Linked DNA regions of Homo sapiens: all the other regions are linked to region 2. Evidence: chromatin loops called from intact Hi-C (ENCODE). Cell type or tissue: prostate gland. All regions are shown on one strand.

Region 1 (5,000 bases), 520 kb before region 2:
CCAATAAAGTGCCTAGCTACCACAATGCACACAGCTGGTGTTCCATATATATTTTGTTGGCTGAATTAGTTAAGAAAAGCACATATTAAATGCTTAGTTCTTTGTTGTTTGTGGGTCAACAACAAAAGGTAAAACTGAGTGTCCCCAAAAGTGAATATTAAAAATTTAATTGGAGAGTCATAAATCTATGTGTAAGAAGTCCATCAAATTCAGAAAAGTAAAATACAAAGCAGTTTATAACGAAGTATTAAATTTACATGATAAGTACAAAAGGAAAAGGCAGAAAAAGGAGAGTTCACTGTAAGCTGGCATTGTTAGGGAAAGCTTCACGAAGAAGGAGGGATCTGACATGAGACATAAATCAACTGGAAAGGAGCCAAGCCAGGCGTTATTATTCATCATTTGGTGTTATTGCCTCAAGGCACAATTGGCACAGATTGTGGTATTCCCTCTCCACCATACCAAACCGGCCTGTGCTTTCCCCACGCGCACACTCTCTAACCACTCCTATCAAACCCAATCAAGGTAAAATAGACACTAAATCGATTTTATTTATATGTGTGTCTGCGCGTACACACGCAAGCGCGCGCGCGCAACTTTTCCTATTATTGCCCTTTCATCAAACTCGGAAACAAAACTGGGAGGAAGAAGCAGAGAACTGGAGAAGTGGCTGGAGGGGGAAAGCCACTAGAACCTAGCTCCTCAATTAGTTTTCATAACAGAAAAATAAAGATGAGAAGAACACATCCTCCGGTCTCCAGCGGCAGGCGACACACCGCGACACCCCTCACCTCGTGACGCTGGGGTTCTGCGGCACTCCCGGCCAAAAGCACTTTCCGAAAAAACTGCCGCTCCAAAGCCTGCCCGCCCGCCGCCGCGCGACACCCCGGCGCCGAGCCCGGGTCCGAGTGACGCCTCCTGTTGGCCGCGGCGGTTTGCTCAGCTCCTGGTCCCGGGCCGCGCCAACTCCGCGCAGTGCAGCTGAGGCGCCGCCCGGCTCTGCAATTCCGGGTGTTCCCGGGCGTCCCCGCCCCCGCCTTCCCCTCAGCAGGCGCCTGGGCGCCCCCCAACTCCTGTCCAGCCTCCTTCGGACCAACGACCCGCCCCGGCCTCCCTGCATCCCAGAGACTACTCGCGGCGCCTTCTCTCTCTAATTCTTCTTTACCCCCTCAGCTCACCTCCCGAGGAGCGTCCAACGGGTCTTGGGGGCTCGCAGAACTGAGCCGCGAAGCGCGGGGGAAAGGCGGCGAGCGCTTCCCGCGGCGGCGGGGAGGAAGACGAAGACTTGTGCGCTCTCAAAGTTAATGTGAAAACATCTTCCAAACTTCTGGGCTGCAGCCCGAAACGCGGGGTAGCCGGAAGGCTCCCGTAGCTGCCGTGCCCTCCCCCCCGGGGTCTGGGAAGGGCTCCTAGGCGCCTCAGAGCACCCGGGGTCGGCCCGCGGGGGAGGCCGCATAGACGCGCCCCCACCCTGACGAACGGGGAAGGGGCAGGCGCCTGCGACCCCAACTAAATCCTTCGGCGCCTCGGTCTGATGTATACACCTGCCACAGGCTCTAAGTGCCTAAGAAGTGTAAACCAATTCCATCTTCATGCTGACGGGACCCGAGTGAATTCGGTACAAAGGGCAGTCTCAAAATCAATCACCCCGATCCGCGAGAGCCCCGCACACTGCCGGCGCGGGGCCGGGGCCGGGGCCGGAGCCGCGAGGCCGGCGCTCGCACTCCCCGCTAGGGTTCTTCAGCCCCTCAGTGCCCTCCCGGAGCCCTTTACCTGAACGGGAGCCTGAGAGAACGGACGACAGGAGCCGAGTGGAAAGCAGTGCCCGCGCCGGAGATCAGCGCCGAGGGCGGGAGCCGACGTCTAGGGACCACAGAGCCGCGACGCGGCGAGCCGCGCACGGGCCATTCCGCCGCCGCGAACGCAGAAAGCCTCGACCGCGCTCCGAGTCCAGCCAGCTCGCCTGTCACCTCGATCTCTGCTTTAAGTGGCTTCCGGTCGCCTCCTCCCGACGGCCCGTCGCGGAGGCGGAGCCTGGGCGGCCGGAGTTCGGTGGGGTGGGGTGAGGAGGCCGGGCGCTCAGTGGGTGTCGGGAAGAAGACCCGCCCCCTGCGCGCGCGTGCGCGTTCGTTCGAGGGGAGGCGCGCGAGTTCTGTGCGGTGGACTTATGCTCCCGCGAGGGGGCGTGTCCTTTCTCGCGTCCGCAGTGTCCCTGAGGGTCCGCGTCTACACGCGGCTGTGAGGAAGGAAGGCGCGTGCCGCGTGGGACGGGCTCCACCTGCCTGCGGACAGATGGAGGGTCACTTTGTTCCGAGAAGACCCAGACACCCGAGGGAGGATGTGAAACGGAACGACCCGTTTCGGTGCGGTTGGCTTTGTTTATTTGCCTACTCCCCAGACGCCTCCAGCCTCTGATTCCGGCACACCCTGTGAGGAAGCAAACGGCTGCCTCCCCCACTGCCACCAGACGAGGTCGCCTGCCCCGAGCCGGACAGGCTGGACAGGCTGCGCACCTGCGGCGGCCGACTATTTCGTGGGCCTTGTACGCCACCTTGCAGAAGGGAAGCTGTGAGGTTTTGGCGATAGAAGCGCATTTACTTGTGTTTTAAAGCCCACAAACGCCGTAGTGACTAACTTATTCATTCAGCAAATGTCTGTCAGAGCGTCTATTACGTACCAGGCATGTAGCCTGAACTTCACGCCTGTCCTCATGGAGCTTGCAGAGCACCTCTGAAATACACACCACATACGGAATGGCCATATTTTCTGGGTTGTAAAATACTTTGAATTGTAACTCCATATATTGAATAGATTTTCAGTAGTGAGGGAAGAAACAATACATTTAGTTCATATAATCCATATGTACGAAAAAGAAGTGCTGGTAATTCCAGACATGGAAGTCAGTAAAACTAGGAGCTAAGAGGTAATAATCATAGACATTATGATTCTAAGCCTTTGTTAAACGGTTCTAAACCAGACTGGGTAAGCGCACCAGCAATGAATAGATTAAGGGTGTTATCTCCTTAGCAGCTTATTTCAAATTGCATCAAGGCAGGGCCATTAAACTAAGGTGAGAATGATATGGGCGGAATTCAGAGGACAATAGGTAAAAGATGAAAATCTTTACATTTAAAATCTTATTGAGACAAGATCTTGGTCAGTGTCTACTCATACATAGAATTGCCTAGAAGCTAATATTTGAGTTTACCATATTACTGTTGGCTTTCTATTTTTCTCATTTGTTCTGTTTCTTTTCTGTCCTTTTGTGCCTTCTTGTAGATTATTAATTCCACTCCCTTGTAACAATTAGGTTGTTATACATTCTTTATGCTTTTAGTAGTATTTCAGTTATTTATTGCTGTGTTCAAACCACCCCCAAAATATAATGACTTAAAACAATGGCTCTTTTATTTACTCATGATTCTGAATTCTCTGGCACAGGAATTCAGTCAGGGCATAGTACAGGTGGCTCATTTCTGCTCCATGATGTCTGGGGCTTCAATTAGCGTGGGCATACTGGGGCCTGGCTGGAATGGCTTAACTAGGGTCATAAGTCTTGGGACTTAAGGATGGAGATGGAGTTTCATGACAAAAATGAAGTGAACATGATGTGGAAAATATGGACATGGAAGCCACGAGCTAAGGATGCTGGAACAGAAAGAAGGCTGTTAGCTACATACCTTGGTTTTTCTCTACATGGCTTCTCCATATGGCTAATTTAGGCTTCCTCACAGCATCATAATCTTAGGATTGCAAGAGGGGACATTCCAAAAAGACAAGCCTCAATGTGCAAGCCTTTACTTTTATCATGCTTACTAATGTGTCACTGGCCAAAGCAAGTCTCATGGCCAAGCTCAGCGTCAGTGTGGGGAGGAACTACACAAGATTGTGAATATTGGGAGGTGTGACATATTGGTAGTCATTTAGACTAGGGACAGACCACCTTAATCCAATCAAGAGAATAATTAAAAGTTACTTCCAGGGTATAGCCCAGTTCCAACTTAAAATCTTTCCTCCTTAGGTCCTGAACTCAATATTTTTACCCACCCAATCCCACACCCACTCCCCTTGAGGCAGTTGAAAACTCTGGCTAGTTTCTCAGCCTCTCTCCATTACTGCTTTCTGAATGTTAATTGCCTCGAAGGGAAAAGTGGCACCAAATTCTGGACTCAAAATCTTGGATTTAGGCCCCTCAGACTGTTGAAGTTCTACTGCTCCAGAAAAGGTATCCTCTACAATCTCTACCTCGGACGTGGCCCATCTTTTTTTGAAGGAGGGATGACAGTGTGCCTAGCTGAAAAATTCATTTCCCTAGAGCCCATGGGGTTATGGATGGCCATGGGATACACTTCTAGACACATGCTTGAGATTTCTGGAAAAGCGTTTCCTTTCCTAATAGAGTCACCCCTTGAATTTCTTCCTTTTTTTCTTTCTTCTAGAGTAATAACAGGATGGAGATGGAGTTTCATGACAAAAATGAAGGTGAATATGATGTGGAAAATACAAAGATGGAAGCAACAAGCTAAGGATGCTGGGGCAGAAAGATGGAACCTGGGTTACTCATGACATCTTGAAACTGCTGCAGCCATCCTAGACTGGCTGCCTCTAGACTTAATATGTTTAGAAAGTAAATCCCAATTTTATTAAACTGTTATCTGTTATGTATATATGAACACATTCTTAGCTAATAAACTATCATGTCTCCTAACTAGTCTTCTAGGCTCTACCAGTTAGATAGTAATGTGAGTTGGTATGTCAGAAATACAAGAGCTGTCACAAAGCAATACAACTCCTATAACATTTCCTGATAATTCTGTAAATATACCAAATCATTGTAAGATTAAGAAACATGTTAATTAAAAACAGGAAGTAGAAGAAATAACGATGCCCATAGTTGAACATTTTAAAGTCTCATTTTGGCCACGCAGTGGCTCATGCCTGTAATCCCAGCACTTCGGGAGGCTAAGGCAGGAGGATCAGTTGAGAGCAGGAGTTTAAGA
Region 2 (5,000 bases):
TCCTGCTTAATAATTTATTTATTCAGCAAATATTTATTGAGCTCTACACTAGATGTCAGATTCTGGGAATGCAGTAATTAACTATACAGATAAAATCCCTGCCCTTTTGGAATTCACATTCCAGTGAGAGAGACAGACAATACAGAAATAAACAAATAAGTGCGCCAAAAGGAAAAATAGAGGTAGAGGAAGAAAGTGCTAGCATGGAATGTTACAAAGAAGTTACAACGAGAGTTAACCTTTTGGGAAGTTACGTATAAAGGTGCCCATCTTATACAATGGTCATCTCTGGAAGTAATCATAGCTCTGTTTTGAAACCGTAACTAGCTTCTAGAGGCATGTATTGTCACTATGCACTGAGTTATAGAGTGCCGTAAAATTCCAAAAGCAGGGTGAATCACTGACCTGTTACAAACCCTTCAAATGCTAAACGGAGAGCTTGGATACTTAATGAGCTGCACATTTTACACCCACACTCTACAATTGTCAGAGCTTCTATCTCATCTGCCTTAGCAAATTAAGAGGAATATCATGAAGGAGAAAATGACAGAAGACAATTGGGTCAAAATCCATTGTCTAAAAATGTTCCATCTAGCCCATTGAGAACCTGCATCTTTCTGAAAGCTCCCACCCCTCCCACAGTGGGTTCACCAGAAGCTAAGGCCAGAATCCATACTCCCGTCACTCTGAATCCAGCTGGTATCAGGCCTCTCCTTCGGCTGCCACTTCAGCCTCTTGGGATGGTTTCCTAACCCAGCTCATTTATGGGCACCTGACTTAGGGGCTAGACAATCCTGAGGTAACCGTGTCTGTGGTCCATCAGTGCTCAGAGGGCCTTACCCCTCTTAACGCCTGGTGACTCCCTTTTAACACACCTACCACTAACACCCACCCTCAGGGGATGTGCTGAGCACAGGGACACAGGGGACCGGATTTATGTAGGCTAATAAGGTCAGCAGGCCTATGAGATCCCTCAGCTTTGGGCCTAAAGTTCCAGAAGAAAACGTGGTAACCCTCGCTGGGTAGCTGTGGGAGACACAGTCGTTGTCAGGGACACGGTAACAATATCCAGGAGACCTTCCTGCAGGCATAACAATTGTGTGGCACCACAGCGCCACCTCCCAACCCAAGGCGGACTTGCAATTAGTCATAGTCTTTCCTTTGACCTCCTTCCTATACTAAAATTAATTTCTCCTGAACTGTTCCAGATTGAAGGAGACCTAAAAGATATGACAACAAAATATTGCCATCCAATACTGATCCTGTACAACTGGAGTAAAAAAATGCCACAAAGAGCATTATTGTGTCAGCTGACAAAATTAGAATACAATGGTAGATTAAAATATCATATTTATGTAAATTTTACCAAAGTTGTTAATTGTATTGGGGATAAGAAAATATCATAACTATTAAGAGATACTGAGGACTAAAAAGCCATGATGTGTGCAACTTAGTTTTAAAAAGCTTGGAAAAATAAATGGAGAGGTGGGTTGTAAGGAGTGAGCATGTGAGAGCATGAACAAAAGTTAAAGCAAATGGGGCAAAATGTTAACAATATGTTAAGGAATAAATAGCCCAGATGTGTTCTTTATATTATTTTAGCAACTTTTCCTTATGTTTGAAATTATTTTCAGATAAAAATTTTAAAATAGTTCTGGCCTTAAGTACTAGACAGTTTGTCTAAAAATAACCTGTACTCCCATCATTAGGGATTCATTTCTTTGGATGATATATTTTGCAGACACTCTATTAAAAAGCATCTATATTTTAAAACTTAGGGAGAATTAGTTGGTAACTAGATAAGGAGAGGAAGAGGAATCACTGGATGGGAGGCACTCGCTCTAAGTGTGGAGAGGTGACACGTGATATGTGAAAACAAACAGTGGGTACAGAGGAGGGCCATCTCCTAACTTGGTGATGAGCCAGGCCCACAAGACCATGGTTCTGAGAGCATTGACAGGCTTTGATATGGCCTTCTCCCGTGCAGTCCAGATAGCACACACGTTCCAGTCTGCTCCATCTTAACTGTGTAACAAGGTGCCTGCACCTGAGGTGGGGCTGACACCAACAGAATATTCTCTGAAAGATGGTAGGGGATGAGATGTCTACTTTTCCTTTCTTCACCAGCCATGCCCAGAGGTCTGTGGTGTAGCTCAGAACCCCCTACGCTAGAAAACTCCCAGACATAGAAAATTTGCTCTATAAAATATCTAACTGGGTTAGGTTATAATAACATAGGCTTGCCATGGAATCTAGGCTTCTCAGAACCTTAGGAATATGCTGGTCTTACCTTTTTAATTTTTTTCTCACTATATAAAATTTCCCATTGTCATAATCAAGGTAAATACATAGATTCAAATTTAAGTTCGAGTCTAGGACTGTCTGAATAAAGTTTTCTGCTAGCAGCGTTTCAGGCAACAGAAGAGCTTCCTTTTCTTTATGAAATAGCACATCCCAGTGGCACTCAAAGGCACTGCAGGGAAATTCAGGAATTGTTTTTCTCTTGGGTGAAAACATCTTTGGCCTACAGTTACTCCTCGGTCATGAAAATCAGATTTCAAAATGCTCACTTTTTTTCAGACGAAACCGCTGTCAACAACTTGTATATAAGAAAGCACGGATCCCTGTAACCCAGTATTGTTCTCAAGCCCTGAATTTCCAGTATTTTCGTCATGCTGCATAAACAAAGCAACTTTTATCCTGGAAAACCCCAAGTGGAAATTTCAAAACAGATTGAATATCTGCCCCTCTCAACAATATTTCAAACCCAAGCAGCACTCGTCTCTCACTCTTGCTTAAATTCTAAGCATTTTCTATCTAAACTGACACTTTGAAAACATACTTATTTTAGAATTTCTATTCCATTCAATAGGAAATAACACGTTCTGTTTGTTTTGAATAAGCCCCTTTCACTACGCCTCCACAGCCCTTCACCAGCAGCCTATTCAGGTTTCAAGTAATCACATACGTCCTGAGCCTGAGCCATCTTGGTGTCATCTACTTTCCTCCAGAAATATTGATGCAAGGAGAAAAACAGCTAGAGAGCTCACAGCAAATAAGCACAGGCCCAGAGACTTACCAAATTAGGTCATCTAAAATAAATCATGTGGACATTTTTTAATACAACCCCCTGCATGAGTAGCATTTTTCTAGGCTATTGATTTTCACAGTCACAGCTCTAGCTATTAATACTTTTCAAGCAGGTCTGAGTGTGCCAAGTGTCTCATGAAAAGGGCAGGTCACAAGAACACATGATGAAAGGGTGTTTTTGGTGGGGTTTGGAGGGTCCTGGGAGGATGAAAGTAAGTGCAATTTAGGAACAAATGTAATTTTCAACTTCCACATATGTCAACCCTGTAATACTATGAAAAGGAGAAAGGGCAAGAGGGATAGTCTTTCCTGGGTATCCACTATATGCCTCTTTGAGAGGATGGCGTTACCCTTTGAAGTAGGGTTTTTCAGCTTCATTTTGTAGATAAGGAAGCAGGGGATGAGAGGAGGGAGGGAAGAGCTTGTCTTTAAATCCTTCTGCTAGAACATCATGTTTGCACTGTGACAGAACCCACAGAGAGGGGTTCAGGTGAAAAATTGTTCCTACTTATCTCTGGAGTCTTTGTTTAATGATCAATGAAAACTCTCATTTATGCCTTCAAATTCTCTGCCCTGACATCTCTGAGAAAAGCTGGTAGCTAAGTGAGGTTTCTCTCTAGTTTTCCTTCCCCTTTTTTTCAATTCCATCCCTCCTGCTTCTATGATAGTCCGTAGTAATGTACCATGCTCGGATACTCGAGCTTTTCTGTTGATCTAGCCTGGAAGCTTCCTTCCTGTTTTCTCTTATTTTAGGTCAGGCTTGGACTATGTCCGGTTTCCTTCTTGGTCTACCATCTAGTAGCTTAGATTAGCGTGGCCACCACTCAGCAAGCACACTCCCCTTTTAACAGAAGTCTCTGAGAACTGATGTCTCCAGTCTAGGGAGATCTTCGGACACTGGGGCAAGCTAATGGGAGAGACACTGCAAGCTGGTGGAAGTTTCAGTCCTTTTCATTTCATTCTGGCTCAAATATTTTTGTTCTAGGCACAATGCCAGGCACTGGAAATGCAGCAGTTGATAAAAGATACCTTCGTATTACATCGTTTGAAGAGTTATTTATTCCCACACTTCCTGAGGCCAAGCTGATTAGGAGCCCATGTGTGAGATAAAAAGAAAGAAAAACAAACACTTTCTGAGTAGATCCTAATAGCAACAGCAAAAAAAAAAAAGAAAGAAAATGAAAAAGCAAGTGATGAAAGGAGGGTGATATGTTCAGAATTGTGCAATATTCTATTTTAGGTGTTTATTTTCTGTCCCTCTATCCTTTATAAATAGACACACACTTCTTTTTGGAAATGCTAAAGATGCCTAAGTGATAGATTACTAGGATTGGTTAAAAAGGAGCTTGAAGCAAGGGAGCACTTAGGTTCCCATGCTAGCAGGCAGTGAGCCAAGCACTTTCACATATGTGACTTTATGGATTTCTTATAATGCCATTGTGAAGTAAGTTAAATTAGGCCCATTTTACAGATATGGAAGCTGAGGCTTAACAAGATTAAGTAGCATATTGTATCTAAGATACAGGAGAAAAGATGGGGCTAGAGCACTATTAGCAGGGAAAAGGAAAGTTCCTACTTGCTCTTTGGTTTCTCTCTTTCCCAACTTCTGAATGGATGCACCTCAATCAAGCAACAAGTATGTACCAGCACTTTCTAAGTGCAAAGGCATTGAAGAAGTATAAAATATAAGTTTTAGTCCTCATCCTCAAGGTCATGATGCACAATTTTGACAATAAGATACACACACACACAAATAACTAACAATCTATATCCTATATAGAGAAAAGTCTGGTGGTCAATGCTGTAGGGGCAAAAGGAGACCCTGTGGGTTGGAGTTACCTAGGCAAGTGGGATGTGTAAGAATATTCCAGGTAGGAAAACTAATGATGAGTAGAGACTCAATGATTCTG
Region 3 (5,000 bases), 930 kb before region 2:
GTTTTCCAAGTTGTTCTCCACAGGGAGATCAAACTCTTTCTGAAATGCACATTGGATCACATCACCTGGCCACTTCAACACTTCAGTGGCTCCCCGTGCATGGCCTTCCCCAGCCTGATTGAGAATCTCACCTCCTTGCTGTCTGCACTCAGGTCACACTTGCCATCTTTCATGGCCTTGAATACACATGTGCAGCCCCACTCTAGGGGTTGCCCAGGACCCACTGGGCTTAGTTAATCTTATTGTTCCTTCAGATTTTATTTCACTCATCATTTCCTCAGAGATTTCCCTGACGTCCCTTATTAACCAAATCCCCTCATTATATACCCAGGACCCCACACATTGCAATGATGTTAACTTGTGTGTGTGTTTGATCAAGGTCCTCTCCTTTTGAAGGCAGGGACCATGCCTGCCTTTGCTGACCCTATATTCTTGGTACCTAGCATAGCCTGGTAAAGAGCAGGGATTCAATCAGTATTTGTTGAATAAGTGAATGAATGAATGAATGAATGAATTATGGGTGCTCTTTGAGGGTACCTGGAGGAAAAACAGAAATGCGGGAAGAATGAGAATTTAATGGAACCCAAAACTGGGGCATAGAAAAGTAATTTGAAGTACACCACCATCCTAAAATGACTTTTGGACTTTCTTTAGACTGAGTGTGAACAACATTTACAGTTAGATGTAACTCCATTCCCCCAAGCTATAGCAGCCTCAGGGAAAACCTAAGATTTCAAGCTGATTTCCAGAGCCTTTGGCTGTGCCTCCTACCCCTGCCACCCCATCCAGCCACACTAGCCCTCCCTCCCTTAGATGCTGATGCTGGCTTTTCTCTGGGGAGGGGAGGAATGGTCGAGTTGGGGGTGGATGACACCTCAGGCCCCCTTACTGAGAGTCTCCATGTGTTACTGCCATCCCTAGCACAGCCCCCACAGCCTTTATCCCAGCATGATCTACTTGCTGCCCATGGCTCCACTCTGCTGCATAGGGCACCTGACGGCCACCATTGCTGTGACTGCCCTTGCTGGGGCCTCTACTCTTGGCGGTGGGGGATTTTTTTCTACAAGTGTGGAAAGCTTTTCAGCAAGCCACTGGTGGAGCAATTGATTCCCCTCTTCTTTCCCTTAGATGATTCCCACCCTTCCTTCATTGTCATCTCTCTTAGCAGTTTTGTAGCAGGCAAATAATTTTCCCTTATTTGTTCAAAAATCTTAAATCTAGGAGTATAGGACCTGCTAATTGTTATTATTTCCTAATTTCTGTTTCAGGGCTCAGGGAGGACTGACAGGACTAGAGTTGACAACCATTCATCCAACAAACATTTACTGCACGAGGAAGAGAGGTGATCAAGGCACTGCCCTTGTCCCCAGGAAGCTCGCCAGTGCATGGGACTGTGCAGGTGTCTTCACCTCTGCATTAGGCATTCGATGTCAGGCCATGGCTGAGCATCCATCCTCTCTATGCTAATTTTTTCCAAAAGTCAAGAGTTTGGAAGAACACTAATGTGTTTTTCTTCCAGCCTTTCCTATACAAATGACAACATCATTACCCTCAGCTTTTAAAGTGCAAGTCTGTACAGAGATCCCAGAGTCAAGGAGGGCGCCTGAGTCATTTGAAATAATTACCTTTTTTTTTTCCTGCCTGAGTCTTGCATATCTGTGAATCAGCAATGTGGAAACTGGGCTTCAAAAAAATTAAGGGAGGCTTAAAGTGAGCAAAGCAGAGAAGAGCATTGGCAAGAGCTGAGCGCTGCCACAGCAGGAACATCATGCCGATCGTCATCTAAGGGAGCTCATGGTGCTGTCTGCCTCCTCTTAGCAACATCCACACAGGCTGGTACAGTCAGATCATTGTGACTTGGACAGGGATGAAAATACTCAGCTGACACCAATAGCTCCCAGCACAGCCAGGGTATTCTAGAGGTGTGTGGTGTCAGGACAGCCTGTGCGGCCTCATTTATTTACCTGAGTCATCTGAACAAAGCGGTGACTGGCTTTGCCTGGCTCTGGCAAGGACTCGCAACAAAGCCAAAGCCTCTTCCTCCACGGCCTTTGCTCCTGCAGCACAGCACTGGCATCTTTTTAGCATCATAGACACTGTCACGTGGCAATCAATGACAGATGAACTGTCCCTTCCCTGGGCCACAAGCTCTTCAAGGCGGGAGCCTCAGCCCAGTTTCTTCCATGTCTCCAGCGCCCAGCACAGGGCCTGGCTTCTAGCTGGTTTCTGATGAATAAACGAATGGCTATAGAGATGTACTCTTCAAAACACAAGGGGCTTCTATAGTGGCAACATGTTCAGTAGCACAGTGCTGTATTGGTTCTTTACAGCTTGCAGGACCCAAAGAAGGAATGATTTTTGTTTCCCGGGAAAGGTGTACCTCGTGGGGGCACTGCTCAAGGGAAGGTGCCCACAAGTTGGGGATCAAGGGAGGCACAGGTTGATCAAAGCCCCTGGAATTGAAATGGAGGTGTTCATCCTGCGGAGGCTCCGAACATCTGAGGCAGAGCCTCGATTCTCCAGGAAATTGACTTTGCCGGAGAACAAGGCTGGGGAAGGCAGGCTGTCCTAGGGGAGGAGTCGTATTTCAGCCCCACTGAGACCCCAAAGGCGCACTCCCATGCTTTACCCCAGCTGTCCACCAGGGGGCAGGCAGAGGCAAGAGAAGAGGAAAGCGGGCGGCTGGTCAGGCCCAGCACATCCAGCCTGGCATCCCACACGCTGGGCTGCCTGACTCAGACAAAGCCAGGCCGCTCCTCCTGCCTGTTGTGGCCTCTGTGATTTTATATGGTTTGGCCTGTGACATCAGACACCACGCGACCATGGTAACCAAAGTATACAGCCTGGAGTGAATGTTAATAAACAGGAAAGAAATGATACCTGGTGTCTTGCTTTACTCACCATTTGCGGTCTTGTTATCCACGCCTAATGTCTCCTTTATTACCACGAGCAATCGAGATGTACCTGAATTCAGCAAGTTTTAAAAATGAAAAGCTAAACTGGGGAAATGTGAGTTGGTTTCCTTGTTTAACTAACTTTGAAAATAGTGCCATGAGTGACCACTGCCTCTTGATATCCTGCTCAGCATTCCTCTTACGTACAAACATGTAATTTAAAGGGAAAATTATTTCCTTGACAATCCCCACATGCCTTCAAAAGTCATTTTCCCCAAAGAAACGTCAGGTGATGGGATCCCTTAATTGGTTAAAGTTTTTCCTAATATCCTCAAGGATTGAAGAAAAACAGCACACCTGTCTTCCTATACAAATTATCATCCTATACAAATTAATGGGCCCAGAGGCCCAGATCTAAAACAAACTAGGACTGAGTATAAAGGAATAAATGTTTTACCAGGCCAGATCACAGAAGTGAAAATCTTTGTGTAGAGATGAGAGCTGCTTCATACAACATCAGAGAGTTTGAAGGTTATAGTTCTCCTGCCTACCAAGAATATCTGATTAGAAGCTTTTTAAACTTTGCCTTAGTGAAGTTAAAGACTCTTTAATAAATTGCATCTTTAATTAGAATAAGAACAAACCAATCATATTACATGAACCAATAGAGAATGATAAAACAGTCCTAAAAGAAATGGTTTTCTAATGGAATCAGAATTCATATGCAAACCTTTTCATGCTGCAGACTTTTTTGAAAAGTCCCGATTTCATTCCAATAGTATTCACAGCTGAGAAATATCTTTTAAAGATATAGCATGATATCAAGTTACTTTAATAGTTTGCAAAATGCTCTCAAGAATTACCTAAAAATATGCAGTTTCTATGATACCATAGATGAGTTCATCTAAAATTGTTTGATCTTCAATTAAAAACATAAACACACTTGGATATATTTGGACACAGATGTTGCCAGAGTTTCCAGATTTCATTGTTCAAAGGTATTTCATAAATATGAAAAAATGTGTTCAGAAGGCGTCCATCTGATTGGGTATTCAGGCTTACAAAGAAAGTAATTACAGGGGCAGAGACTGGGAGTCAGCCCTCATTCATCTCAATTCTCTCTCACATATCAGCATAGCTTGACTTTGATTTTTTAGATGCAAGTAAAGGACATTGATGTAATTCAAATAAATTAGTTTTTTTCAAATATCCTGAGGAGTCTGGAATCAGACATGACAGACTTGATGGACAAAAGCCTGAAGGAGAACCAACTCTGAAGTCGTCATAATGGTTCTAAAAACAGTGTCTTTCCTTCTTATTGACCTAAATTTTCATCTTCTTTCTAGGGAACATTTGCTTGCCAGGTCCTTGGAAAAGGTCCACCTTTGGCTTCTCCTCTCCCTTCCTTCTCTTCTGCGTTTGCGTCTTCCATTGAGATTCCCACCGGGGAATGTCGCTGCCGCCATGGCATCCTCTGGTCAGCTGAAGTGACCTTCAACCTTCCTTGCCTTTCTCTGAGGGCAGGGGCCTTGCTTCTCCCATTAACAAAGCACTTTCGGGCAACTTTTAGGTTTCTTCACGGTTGATTAAACTGTGTTTATTTAGGACCCTTCTCCTCTTTCTGTTTCCGGCTGCTGACCTTTCTGCTGGTTCATTGTTGGAGGAGAACACTCACAGGGCAGTCTATCTGACTGCTTGTTAGCAGCTTTGGTAAAGATTTTGTTCTGGAAAACGTTCAGCCTGTTGAAATACTAGTGCATCTTCAAAGCATATGACGTTTTGCTTGGATAGTGTTCAGAGTTGCTGTTACTGGGTAAGGCCAGAAGCACATGAAAGAGAGAAACCTGAGGTAGCCTGTGAGCTGTAACTGCTAGCATCTCCCTTGAACCTGGTGCATGTTGATCTTCTTGCATGAAGCTCCATATGGCTTCACTTGGTATGTTGTGGTTCTTTTTTTTTTTTTTTTTTTTTTTTTTTGAGCTGGAGTCTTGCTCTGTCGCCCAGGCTGGAGTGCAGTGGCACAATCATGGTTCACTGCAGCCTTGAACTCCTGGGCTCCTGAGCAACTGGGACTATGGGCGCGTGCTGCCATACCTACAAAAAAAA

Evidence for each region. A loop is a pair of places that touch in the nucleus more often than their neighbours do. Peaks named below come from ENCODE experiments on the same cell type or tissue, not always from the same donor. Only the 100,000 strongest peaks of a DNase experiment are listed, where the experiment ranks them.
Region 1: it touches region 2 in a loop (4-fold over the local background); 42 of 110 quality-filtered maps call a loop at or near these places.
Region 3: a loop joins it to region 2, with 6 times the contacts of the local background. A loop is called at or near these places in 64 of 110 quality-filtered maps.

Annotation. Positions count from the first base shown.
Region 1 is chr3:156,671,570-156,676,569 of GRCh38, reverse strand. TIPARP (TCDD inducible poly(ADP-ribose) polymerase) reads right to left here and starts at 1,980. Exons shown (of 6, transcript NM_015508.5): 1 at 1,774-1,980. TIPARP-AS1 (TIPARP antisense RNA 1) reads left to right here and starts at 857. Exons shown (of 1, transcript NR_027954.1): 1 at 857-3,399. RefSeq lists silencers at 895-1,254, 1,625-1,694, 1,725-1,774 and an enhancer at 2,185-2,484. In prostate gland, CTCF peaks have their summits at 918 (motif pointing left) and 2,311; DNase peaks (open chromatin) are centred at 399, 1,029, 1,469 and 2,129; H3K4me3 peaks cover 2,809 bases; H3K27ac peaks cover 3,229 bases.
Region 2 is chr3:156,148,120-156,153,119 of GRCh38, reverse strand. The region is part of intron 1 of KCNAB1 (potassium voltage-gated channel subfamily A regulatory beta subunit 1); the gene reads right to left. Among named protein-coding and RNA genes, the nearest start is that of KCNAB1, 30 kb to the right of the region's middle. In prostate gland, CTCF peaks have their summits at 1,118 and 2,459; DNase peaks (open chromatin) are centred at 1,089 and 2,459; H3K27ac peaks cover 1,030 bases.
Region 3 is chr3:157,079,544-157,084,543 of GRCh38, reverse strand. It overlaps LINC00880 (long intergenic non-protein coding RNA 880), which reads left to right. Exons shown (of 4, transcript NR_034007.1): 4 at 1,269-2,877. It overlaps LINC02029 (long intergenic non-protein coding RNA 2029), which reads right to left and starts at 2,703. Exons shown (of 3, transcript NR_135546.1): 1 at 1,626-2,703. In prostate gland, a CTCF peak has its summit at 2,627 (motif pointing right); DNase peaks (open chromatin) are centred at 1,953 and 2,693; H3K27ac peaks cover 2,392 bases.